2 separate regions of the Homo sapiens genome follow, and region 1 is linked to region 2. A link is a loop called in an ENCODE intact Hi-C map of the cell type or tissue named here. Cell type or tissue: HepG2. All regions are shown on one strand. Links, peaks and the distances in the headings refer to the core of each region. The heading gives the core; the rest is flanking DNA. Region 1 overlaps LINC02820 (long intergenic non-protein coding RNA 2820). Region 2 has its middle 6.5 kb from the start of NTS.

Region 1 (5,384 bases), core at 83-5,082, 440 kb before region 2:
AAAGACCGTACATTTTACTACTAATTTATGTAGTTTCCCAAGAGCTGTTTTTAAAATCCATTTAATATGTCTAATAGCTTTAGCCCTACCTATTACAAATAATGGGTTACATATCTAACACACTAGCTGAAAAGTTCGTTTCTGAAAAAGTCTCTTTTCTGTGTCATGTGGTCAAAGAGTTTTATATGAGTAATGGATATGGTCTTGTAGACTTTTGGATAAATCCTTAAGGAAAAAGCCAACTGTGTATTTTCAATACACTGAAAAGCAGTGTATTAGATATATAGCTGAAATTATTATAATGATAATGCCTTAGATTTATAAGCACTCTACAGAATCCAAATCCTTTTGTATTTGTTTTCTCATTCTAATCCTTCCAACAAACTAGAAAGTAGGCAAATAAGGCATCTGGATCCACGACTGGGGAAAACTGAGGCTTCATGAAATTAAGAGATTTTTCCAAAGTCATGAAACGAAAATAAATCCAGAAGAAACGGCAAATGGAATGTTTTACCTATGTAAATTGCTCTTTGCAAATCAACACTTCAAAATTCCACTCTGCGGTCACCTTTTAATATCTTATGTTATTTTCTCAGTCGCTTCTTTTCAATTACGCTCACTTTTCTCCACAGTACTTTTGCATATTTCAGCTTTTTATATATACTGTGCTCCTGTTAGAAAGTGTTCTGCACTAACTGATAAAATCCAAACTACTTTTGCAAAGCCTGAAAAGGTCTAGACACATGATACCAATGCTATTCTTGGGCTACCCATTTAAGTTATGTATCAAGTCTAAATTTAATCAAGGCCACATTTTATTTATACATTTCATGCATTAAACTCATTTAAACTTTTAGTCAGATTTCATTAGAAGAAATACTACCGTGTACATCATGCAGTAGTAAAGCTAATGTGCTTCAAGAATTTGAAAGGAGTTGGAGATCGGGGGTCTGATTTCAAAATTTCTTTTTCTTTCTCTCCTTAGTGCTTGCAGCAGGTCTGTGAGCAGCACACAGTTTGTTTCCTAGGACACTAATACAGTCAGCATGCTCTGTACAAATGTGTAAACACAGACATTCCCTGTAATCAGGGAGGTTGGTGTCTTAAGGCAAGATTATGTTTTTTTAGGAAATGCAATTTATGTTCAGGATTAAATTTCTCTTGCAGACTGATAACGTCTGAGGTTCAGGGAGATGATAATAAGTGTTGTGTCCTAAACTGCCTGCCCTGAATCTGAAGCCTTGAATTAGTCTTCCTGTATAGCCCTCATTCTTATGACCCCAAATTAGGTAGTTCTTCATGTCTTAGAAAGATGAGAGAAGTAAATAATATAAAAAGACAAAATACACTTTAAAAAATGTAAAGCATCTATAAACCTCATGGTGGTTACAAGGAAATACAGAGACATAAGGAAAAAATACAGATGACACCATGGCTAATATCCTTCTTCACAATTCAGGAAATTTAAATTTGTGTCTGGTACTTTGGTATTCGTGAAATTGAGATGGAGATGGGCAGAAAGTTAGACAATATTCTTATAATCGCTTTAGTCTTCTCATGGAATGATCCTAACACTATAAAACAACTTAAACACATAACAAATATTCTCTTTCTAAACAGTAGTTGAAATAAATCCAACCAGAATACCAAGAAAACCTTCTCTATAAATCCTTTCATCACAAAACTGCTCTATTTCTTTTCCAAACCAGAAAAAAAAGTTTTCAGAAGTTAAAAGGGCAGTTTTTATGCCAAAACCACAATTTTTTTGACCTAATATTAAATTCTTAAGATTTTTTCCTTTCTTTCTTTCTTTCTTTTTCTCTTTCTTTCTTTTTCTTTCTTCTTTTCTTTTCTTTCTTTCCTTCTTTCCTTCTTTCTTTTTCTTTATTTTTTTCTTTTTTCTCTTTTTCTTGCTTTCTTTCTTCTCTCATCTTCCTCCTCTTCCTGTCATTGTCTTCCTTCTCCTTCTTTTCTTTATTTTTCTTTTTCTTTTAACCTTCAGAGGCAGAGATCTGTGGTTACTACCAACTCCTTTTTACACAGGGAGTGCAGATCATACAAAAGAAAAACATAGCCTTGATCAGACAGCTGAGTTTTTTTTAATCTTAAAAAAAATCTATTTTATCCAAATGAATTGAGTACTCAGAACTGGAACTTTTCAGACCACAAGGAAGACTGACATGCTTTTTTATCATGGTAACAGGTACTGACTGCATGGGGAGAGGCCATACCACAGAAACCTCAATCTGCCTGAGCCGTGACTCTGAGAGCTGGAGTACCACTGGACAAGGTGAGGGGAGCTTTTGCTTGTTTACTCAGAAATATTTTCTAAATTACCTGTTTGTGTTATTTAGGAGGGCAGGATTGGGGAATGCCACTTTGACCTGATTTTTACAGAATAAACTCCTTGCGTAGCGTTATAATAATCAGAATAACTAGATAGGCTCTTTTAGGCAAGGTTGGGCAAACTTTCTATATTCTGACTCCTCTTGTTGTTTTCTTCCCAAACATTTGAAAGAAAACACATTACAGTTTACAAAAAAATCCCTCATTCTGCCTTGTGTTGGTTCCACCTCCCCTAAAAATAGAATTTTATGATGCTCAATCTAATTTCTTTTCAAGACCATTTATTTAATAAGAAGAATGTTCTCCTGGCCTGAGATGCAATATAAGTGAGTATGTATTTTTTTTCATAGAGTTAATGTTTACGGCAGAGGGCTAAAGCATTGAAAATAAGGAACTGAAATGGAAACTCTGACATCACTTTAACGGCAGTCCTGCTGCCTTACTGGGGAGAAAAATATTAGCTCTTGTCTAACTTACCTTTTCCATAAGGTGTAAAAAGCACCCTATACAGAGGGAGTATATGAAACCCATAGCTAGTCTGATTGCTTGCATGCTATTCATATACACGCCCGTTGTAAGCTGGCACTGGGTGAACCCGCTGATTCTAACCATATGGCTGCCTGCAGAAGTGCACTGAGGAGTTTCCTCCAGGGTGCCCGAACGGTGTCCTACTGGCTTCCTAGGCTGCAGGAAAAAATGAAAAAAAAATGTAATTTTCCCATTATGAGATTTCATCCAGATGCTCATGAGGTCATACATTAAATAATGAGACTTTAAAGAACATTACTATTTTGAAGAATTGCAAACTGTATGCATTTCTCCACTGGGTGGCGGTCGAAGTCCATAATCATGAAGACAACTAAAAGACCCGGAAACTGAAAATCTAATTTAAAAAATATCACTTAAGGGTTAATTAATTCAGAACTACTATTCTTCTAATCAGATTACCAGTTTATAGTGCTGTGTGTCAGTCAGACTGTGCTGGTTCTGCCTGTTGGTAGACAATTTTGCATTACAGAGAGCTGTAGAAACTTTTGAGCTATTGAAAGATTTTATCTACACTGGTAAACTTATATTTTTTTGGAATAATTATCAGGAATAAAATATTTTCTACCACTATGTATTCAATCGTCCACTGACCACAACAATTTCTCTACAATCAGGTTTTTTTTTTTTTTTTTTTTTTTTTTTTTGCATAACTTTACACAGCTTTTGAAGAAGGTATTTCTTGTCCCAAATCTTTCAAAATTCCAGAAAGGTATCATTTTGCTTAATAGTATTCCTTGGTTATGGCCTGTTATTAACAACCCCTATAAACTATTCTGATTATTTCTGGAACTGGAGTCTATACAGCTATATAGGACATTCATTTCAGTTTAATAATGCTCAGCTCTTGTGTGCTAAGCTATCAACTGTAAATAGAAAATCTCATGTAAGGATTTAGATTCCAGTGAGATGAAGTCAAGGTTCATATTAGATAAATGCCTTTACTTTTAGCTTGTTGAGTTGGTTTTCCTTCTTCTTTCTTCTAGCTTTAATTTCTGTGTCTTTCTCCATATCTGCATGTACAAATCCCATTTCAGGTAGGTCTTGGCTAAAAGAAAGAAGTGCACAAGTAGTATAAATAGAGCACACATTAGGGTCAAACTCTTCTGCAGGATGTAGTTATGTGCCCCATACCCCACCACCCACCTTGTATGACCAACCAGAACCAGATATAAGTCAAATTGTGCAGTAGGTGAATTGGTTTTGCTTCATAATCATCTCCTCTTTCCCTGACCTTATCTCCATATTACATGTAGTAATGGGCAAACCCTGGTGCTTTCCTTTACCTCTCATGTTCTCAAGGGCTTTCCAGGTATAGCCGACAGTTGCCACATCACACAGACCTTGAGTTTCTGATAGGACTGTTGGTCAGTGTCAGACCCTGCTCGTGAAGGCTGTGAGGCAGCTGGCATTTGCTAAAGGCAGTTGATCTATAAAGTTGTTCTGCTGGCCAAAAAATAAACGATTTTGAGCACTACAATGGAGGAGATCCAGTCACCCGGCTGCAGAGTTCAGACCTCACTAAGGACTTGCTTTTCTTCTGATTTTACTTAAAGATTAATGTAGGGTGATGGACTTTGGATGGAGAATGCCTGGCTGTCCTGTCTTCAGCTCTATCTTGCACTGTGGTCATCAACTTTTCTCAGATCAAAAATAGGCAGGTACGGGTAGTGGGCTTACAACGTTTGACCGCAACTGGTTTTTCTAAGTATTCTGTACATTTTTCAGCAGCAAAACCAAACTGGGTCTTCAGCTTTATCCCCATTTCTTGCAAAGGAAGAGCCTTTATATGATTGGGCACATTTTGGTTTTTCCTTACTGAGAATTTTAGTCTTCTTTTGTATTGTTTCTATAATAATTTGTAAACATATTTATTTGTACCTACTTTTTAAAACTTTTCTGGTGAAATTCATTGTACTGCATTTTATTTGTCAAAATAAACATTCTCATAATGCTGGTTAAAAAAAAAATGCAGCTTAAAATGAGGCGTGCTCAGCAAACATCAGTGAATTACAACAGTTCCAAAGAAAACTAGTTCACTAGTTGACAAAACAAAAGCACAGGTTTTAAACAGGCTTGGGTTAGAATCTTGATACCATTATTTACAGATTACATAATTTAGGTTAATTTACTTAATATCTCTGCATTACTATTACCTAATTTGGAAAATGGGAAGAATAGTTCCTATAACTAACAGTGGTTTTGGTTATTAGATTAGATAAAACATATGAAACACTTAATCATCTAACCTATGGTAACTTCTCAATAAATGGTAGCAATTTTCATCAAGAGTAAACACTTAAAAAACCTAACTCTGTGTGGCACTGTGATAGACTGAGATTAAAAGATCATAAGGCACACTCTCTGCCCTAAAATATATACAGTCCTCTTGAGATAATTATTTCTTCACCAACAAATATTTACTGAACACCTAGTACATAACAGAAATTGGTTTTGATGATGATATTGATGATATTACAGGCTAAATAACC
Region 2 (5,384 bases), core at 131-5,130:
TTTATCAAGGTTCTCAGCTTCTTTGCCTTGGGTTAGAACATGCTCCTTTAGCTTAGTGTAGTTTTTTATTACCCATCTTATGAAGCCTACTTTGGTCAATTTGTCCATCTCATCTTTTGTCCAGTTTTGCACCCTTGCTGGTGAGACGTCACGATCATTTGAAAGAGAAGAGGCACTCTGGCTTTTTGGGTTTTCAGCATTTTTTAGTGGATTCTTTCTCATCTTTATGAGTTTGTCTAGTTTCCATCTTTGAGGCTGCTGACACTTGGATGGGGTTTTTGTGGGGGCTTTTTTTGTTGTAGTTGATGCTGTTGTTCTTACTTTCTGTTTGCTTTTCTTTCAATGGTCAGGTCCTTCTTCTGTAGGGCTGCTGCAGTTTGCTGGGGGTTTACTTCAGGCCCTACTCATCTGGTTCATCCCCATGCCAGAGATGTCACTGAAGGAGTTGGGAGAAGAGCAAAGATGGGTGCCTGCTCCTTCTTCTGGGATCTCTGAACTTGAGGGGCATCAAGTTGATGCCAGTAGGGTTGGTCTTATATAGGGTGTCTGACAACCCCTGTTGGAGGGTCTCACCCAGTTTGGGGGCATGGGAAACAACACCAATTTAGTAAACCACTTTGTCCCTTGGTGGAAGGGGTGTGCTTCGCTGGGGGAAAACCTACTTGTTTGGGCTGCCCAGATTCCTCAGAACTACCAGGAGGAAAGGCTAAGTCTGCTGGTCCATAGAGACTGCAGCCACCCCTCCCACTAGGGGCTCAGGCCCAGGGAAATCCAGGTTCTGTCCCTGAGCCTCTGGCTGGAGTTATTGGAGTTCCTGCAGGGAAGCCCCACGCAGTGAGGAAGGATGAGTCAGGGTCAGGCCTGAAAAGGCAGTCTGGCTGCCATCTGCCACAGTCAGAGTGTCGGGCTGTGGGAGACACATCTTGGGACCAAGTGGTCCAGCCTCCCGGACTCCAGCAGGGGGAAAATGCAGTCTGGAGCTATAGAGATGAATGCTGCCCTTCCCCCACCCAGGGAGCTTAGCACGTTAGGCAGTTGTGAGTCCCAGTGCTGGCTGCTGCCCTTTCCCCAAGGAGCTCGAATGGCTTAGACAGCAGTCAGCTGCAGCTGTGGTGCTGGCAGCTTGGTAGACTTAAGCAGATTCCATCTGAGAGGCTGTTGAGAATCTGCGCAGCTCCAGAGTTGGGACGCTAGGCCCCAGTGGTGTGGGTTCATGAGTGGGATCTTCCAATCCATGGTTTGCACAGTACCATGGGAAAAGCACAGTTTCCCCAGCTGGGTAGCATGCTCACTCACCGCCTCCCTTGGCTGGGGGTAGGGGGTCCCCTGCCCCATGTGGCTCTCAGGTGGGCCACTGCACCACACTGTTCTTCCTCTCTGTGGATCATGCCAGCCTCCTAGTCAGTTCTGATGAGAGAACCTGGATACCTTGGTTGCCGGTAAAGGATTCTCACACTTATTATGGTTCTTTTAGATGGGAGTCTCCCAACGCCGCTGTTTCTAGTGGGCCACCTTGGCCTCAGCCCCACCCCTCCACCCCAGTTTGTACTTTCTTGTGGAGAAAAATCATCTGAAGCTCAGGAGCACAGAGATGATCCCCTTAAACAGAACCTAAATAGGATATGTTACCTGCCTGGTCCTTGTAGGTATTTGAGTATGGTTATCTGACATATGACCATGTCCATTCAACTTTAGGGCCAGAGAGACTTAGAAAAAAGGTGATGATGTTACATAGTAAAACAAAAGTTTATCCAAGTAGAGATTCCATGATCTAGGAGCTAAAAGATTTGTGTTTACTGGACGATAGCAACAGAATTGATTGTGCCAAAAGCAAGACATTCTGCTGAATAAAGACAAAAAATAGGCTGTCCAAAAAGAAAGCCTATTTCAAAGTGACTAATCCCTTTGATGTGTTCCAACTTGTGGGGATGCTATACAGAAACTCACAGAGAATAAATTATTTCTCAAAGTAGCTTGACCGATGTTGGAGAATCAATCCTTCCCCTGAGAAAAGAAGTGAGGTCAGACTCAGAGCAGTTAGGACCTATGTGATTAAGAGTCGGAAGGTGAAGGAAATTTGTAACCCATCTAGAATATCTGGACTTCTGTCTCTTTCTCTGAAAAATGAAAGTATGAGACTAGCTCCATACAGCCATTTTCAGTTTTACGTTTTCTGGGTCAATGAATTATGATGACATTAAAATATGGTCTAGTACTGTGAGTTCTTGCTTGATATTTCCATTCTGTACATACTAGTGCCGCCACCTAGAGTACAAAGTGGGAAATATTCTCCTTCCCAGGCACCAAGCTTTGACTCCCCTCAGGCTAAAACCCCACTTTTTCTCTGATTCTTCTATGCATACTTTCTGTCTTCTACCCAGTCACGACAACTCATTGCATTCAGAGCCCATTTAGGTTCTTCATGATCTCTGTGTTTAGAAGAAGGATTCTGAGATCAAGGGTCTGTGTTTTTGTTTAATATGTGTAATACAGCTAAGTCTGAAAAGGTGGAAAAACATGGTTAAACTGATGAATTGGAATTAAAATCACACCTAATTTTTTCACTAAATGTACATTCAAGTTAAAAGTATTAGCCTATACTTTGTTTGGCATAATATTTTATACAGCATGTTAATACAAGATTTTCTTTGACTTATTACTTGGGTCTGGTATTAATGTTACAAAGATTAGCTGTTGCTTTGGAATGAAAACATTGCAGTCCTACCCATACTCTACTTAGTAAGTCCCATTGTCCTTAGTTAAACTCTTTGTATCTCTTATTTTTTTTAACCTGCACAATAGGAATAATATCCTGTGAACTCTGCTTCACGGTATGCTATGTTACATGAAATAAAATTAACCTGGCATATAGTAGGTTTTCAATAATGAATTTGAAAAGTATTCTTTAGATTACTCCTAGATCTGTAGTAGTGGTTACAGTGGCTGTTTCTTCTAGACTCAGAATGCTCTAATGTTGACTATAGTCTTCTCTGTCTGACAGCTTGCCGGTACTTATCCTTTCTGCACAAATTGGCTCACCAAATTTGGGGCCTTCTGTAACACCGTACACCCAGTTTTCCTCAAGGACAACTTAGAAAATTCCAACTGAAATTAAATCAATATTCAAGAATCTTTGAAAGGAAGCATTTTTTCATACTATTTCATTTTGCTAGGAATTTCTCCGAAAGAGGTTTCCTGGATTTTATTATTCACAGATTGGAGAATAAAAATGTCCTTGTGAGAGGTGAGGGAGTGGTAGCTTATTCTAAAACCATCAGGGAGGGATTCTTGGAATTCGATTAATTCATTAACGCATATTGTCAATATTTACCGAATGATTACTATGAGGAGAATTATTTATGTTCTGATAATTTAGGGAAACAAGACAAGAATATCCATGCTTTTATTAACAAAAGACAAAAATAAATGAACAAATAAAGACTTGTAGAGATTGAATGGGGATAGTGGTGAAATAGGTTTTAAAATAAATGGTTGTATCAGTCAGCTATTGCCACAAAAATGGTGTATAACAAGTGACTCCAAAAGTCAATTACTTTAAAGCAAATTATTTAACTCTGTTCACATGTCTCTGAATCAGCTAGGGTAACCCTGCTTTAAGCTCGGGAATCTCTCCCTTACATTGCAGGTGTGCAAGTCAGCTGGGGCAGCTTTGCTCCATATGTCCCTCCTCATTTTGGGATCATCTGAGAAAAGAAAAGAGTTTCTCATGGCAATGGCAGAAGAGAGAAAGGGAAAGCCCTATGTGTCAAGCACAAATCAAGTCTGTCTTTTTCTTATGTCTACTAACATCCCACTGGCCAAAGCAAGTCTCATTTCCTAAGTTAAAGTCAAAGAGTGAGGAAGTATATTTCATCCACTCTGGGAGGAGTAAGGGAATGAATATTTGATGAACAGTAATCACAGTTTTCATTGCAGATCTTTAACAAAAAAGCTTAGCATGTTGCACAAAAGCCAGAAGACCAATGTGCTTGAAACATAGGAACAGAAGGGGAGAATGGTGGAATATGATGATAGAGAGGAAGACAAAACCCACTCAGGTAGCATAGGCCATCATCAGGCATGACAAGAGGAAACCTTTAGAATGTTTTAAGCAGAGAATGACAGGAATAGATTTACATTTTTAAAAACTTTTCTGGAGTTTTTGAAAGCTGAAAGGGATCAAGGTTGTAGGGAGACTACTCAAATGGTTATTATGGCAGCGCAGGAGAAAGATGGTGGTGGCTTGGACTTAGGTGGCAAAAATGACATAAGGAAAAGTAGTTAGATTTGAAATATATTTTGGAACAGACCTGCACCCCAGGGGGTTTTGCTAGCTTGGAAGTGGAGGGGAGAGAGAAACAATGTAAATGGATTCTAGTTTTTAGATCTGTGCAACTCAGTAAATCATGGTTCTAATAATTGAAATGAAAAACTCTAGAGGGGCAGAAGATTATTAGAAAGATGTTTGGAGGAATCAAAAGTTTTACTTTAGACAATAAGTCTGCCTAATGAAACTCCAAGTAGGGCTGCTAATGAGGTGATTGCATATACAATTTGAGTAGTCAGAGATACAAACTTGGAGGTTATTAGGAAATAGATAGGATTCAAAACCATAAGACTTATCAGATTCACTGGGAAAGCACAGTAAATTTAAAAAGAATCATAAACCCAAGGAGTATGAATAATATAAAACCATTACATTCCAAATTTAACATGTAATATCTTCTTGAGAAAAAGAAAAAAAGTGTTTCACTGAATTTGCTCCTGATAGACGGTAGCTCAAGTACATCTGCTCTGTTTCAGGTATTGCAGGTGCTATGGAAATTTTCTTAGACTTTGTAATATTAAAAAAGAAAAGAGAAAGTTTTCTTATAATAAGAATTTGTCTCATTTATTACATTAGATAATTACACTAATTTATAAAACTAAGAAACATGAAAGAAGAAATTTGTCAGGAACATTTTTTTCTGTAATACTTTTATTTTGGTCTTATTCAAAAGGGAGACCTATAAGGAAAACTACCTGAGCATTACACATAATGGGTGGTGATTTTGTGAGTATTTACATTTTTTCCTAGACACGAGAAGCAAGATTATAGGTGAAGTCAGCAATGGCTGCAATGTGGAGCATGGTTAGTTAAATACAGTAACTCATTAACATGTAAGTCCCAAGCAAACCGTATTTTGTAATTACGGTTTAAGTTGCAAAATATGCTTTGACTACAGAAGTCAGTCATCAATTTTTCCAGGTTAATTACCTATATGGATGCAATAACAGAGATAGGAAGAGCTGAAAGGAAATGAGCTAGGAATTTGTAAGGATTATGGGCAAAGCAAGGTTACATGCAGATTGGGAAACTGAACGTTTGTTTACATTTACCTAAA

Evidence for each region. Hi-C counts contacts between places; a loop is a spot of excess contacts. Peaks named below come from ENCODE experiments on the same cell type or tissue, not always from the same donor. Only the 100,000 strongest peaks of a DNase experiment are listed, where the experiment ranks them.
Region 1: a loop joins it to region 2, with 12 times the contacts of the local background. A loop is called at or near these places in 6 of 110 quality-filtered maps.

What each region holds. Positions count from the first base shown.
Region 1 is chr12:85,421,915-85,427,298 of GRCh38, forward strand. LINC02820 (long intergenic non-protein coding RNA 2820) reads left to right here. Exons shown (of 5, transcript NR_183554.1): 4 at 2,204-2,290. Among named protein-coding and RNA genes, the nearest start is that of LINC02820, 110 kb to the left of the region's middle. RefSeq lists an enhancer at 2,797-2,886. In HepG2, for the core only: a CTCF peak has its summit at 3,168 (motif pointing right); a DNase peak (open chromatin) is centred at 3,177.
Region 2 is chr12:85,865,102-85,870,485 of GRCh38, forward strand. No RefSeq gene overlaps it. Among named protein-coding and RNA genes, the nearest start is that of NTS, 6.5 kb to the right of the region's middle. RefSeq lists a silencer at 2,188-2,287. In HepG2, for the core only: a CTCF peak has its summit at 2,261 (motif pointing left); a DNase peak (open chromatin) is centred at 2,260.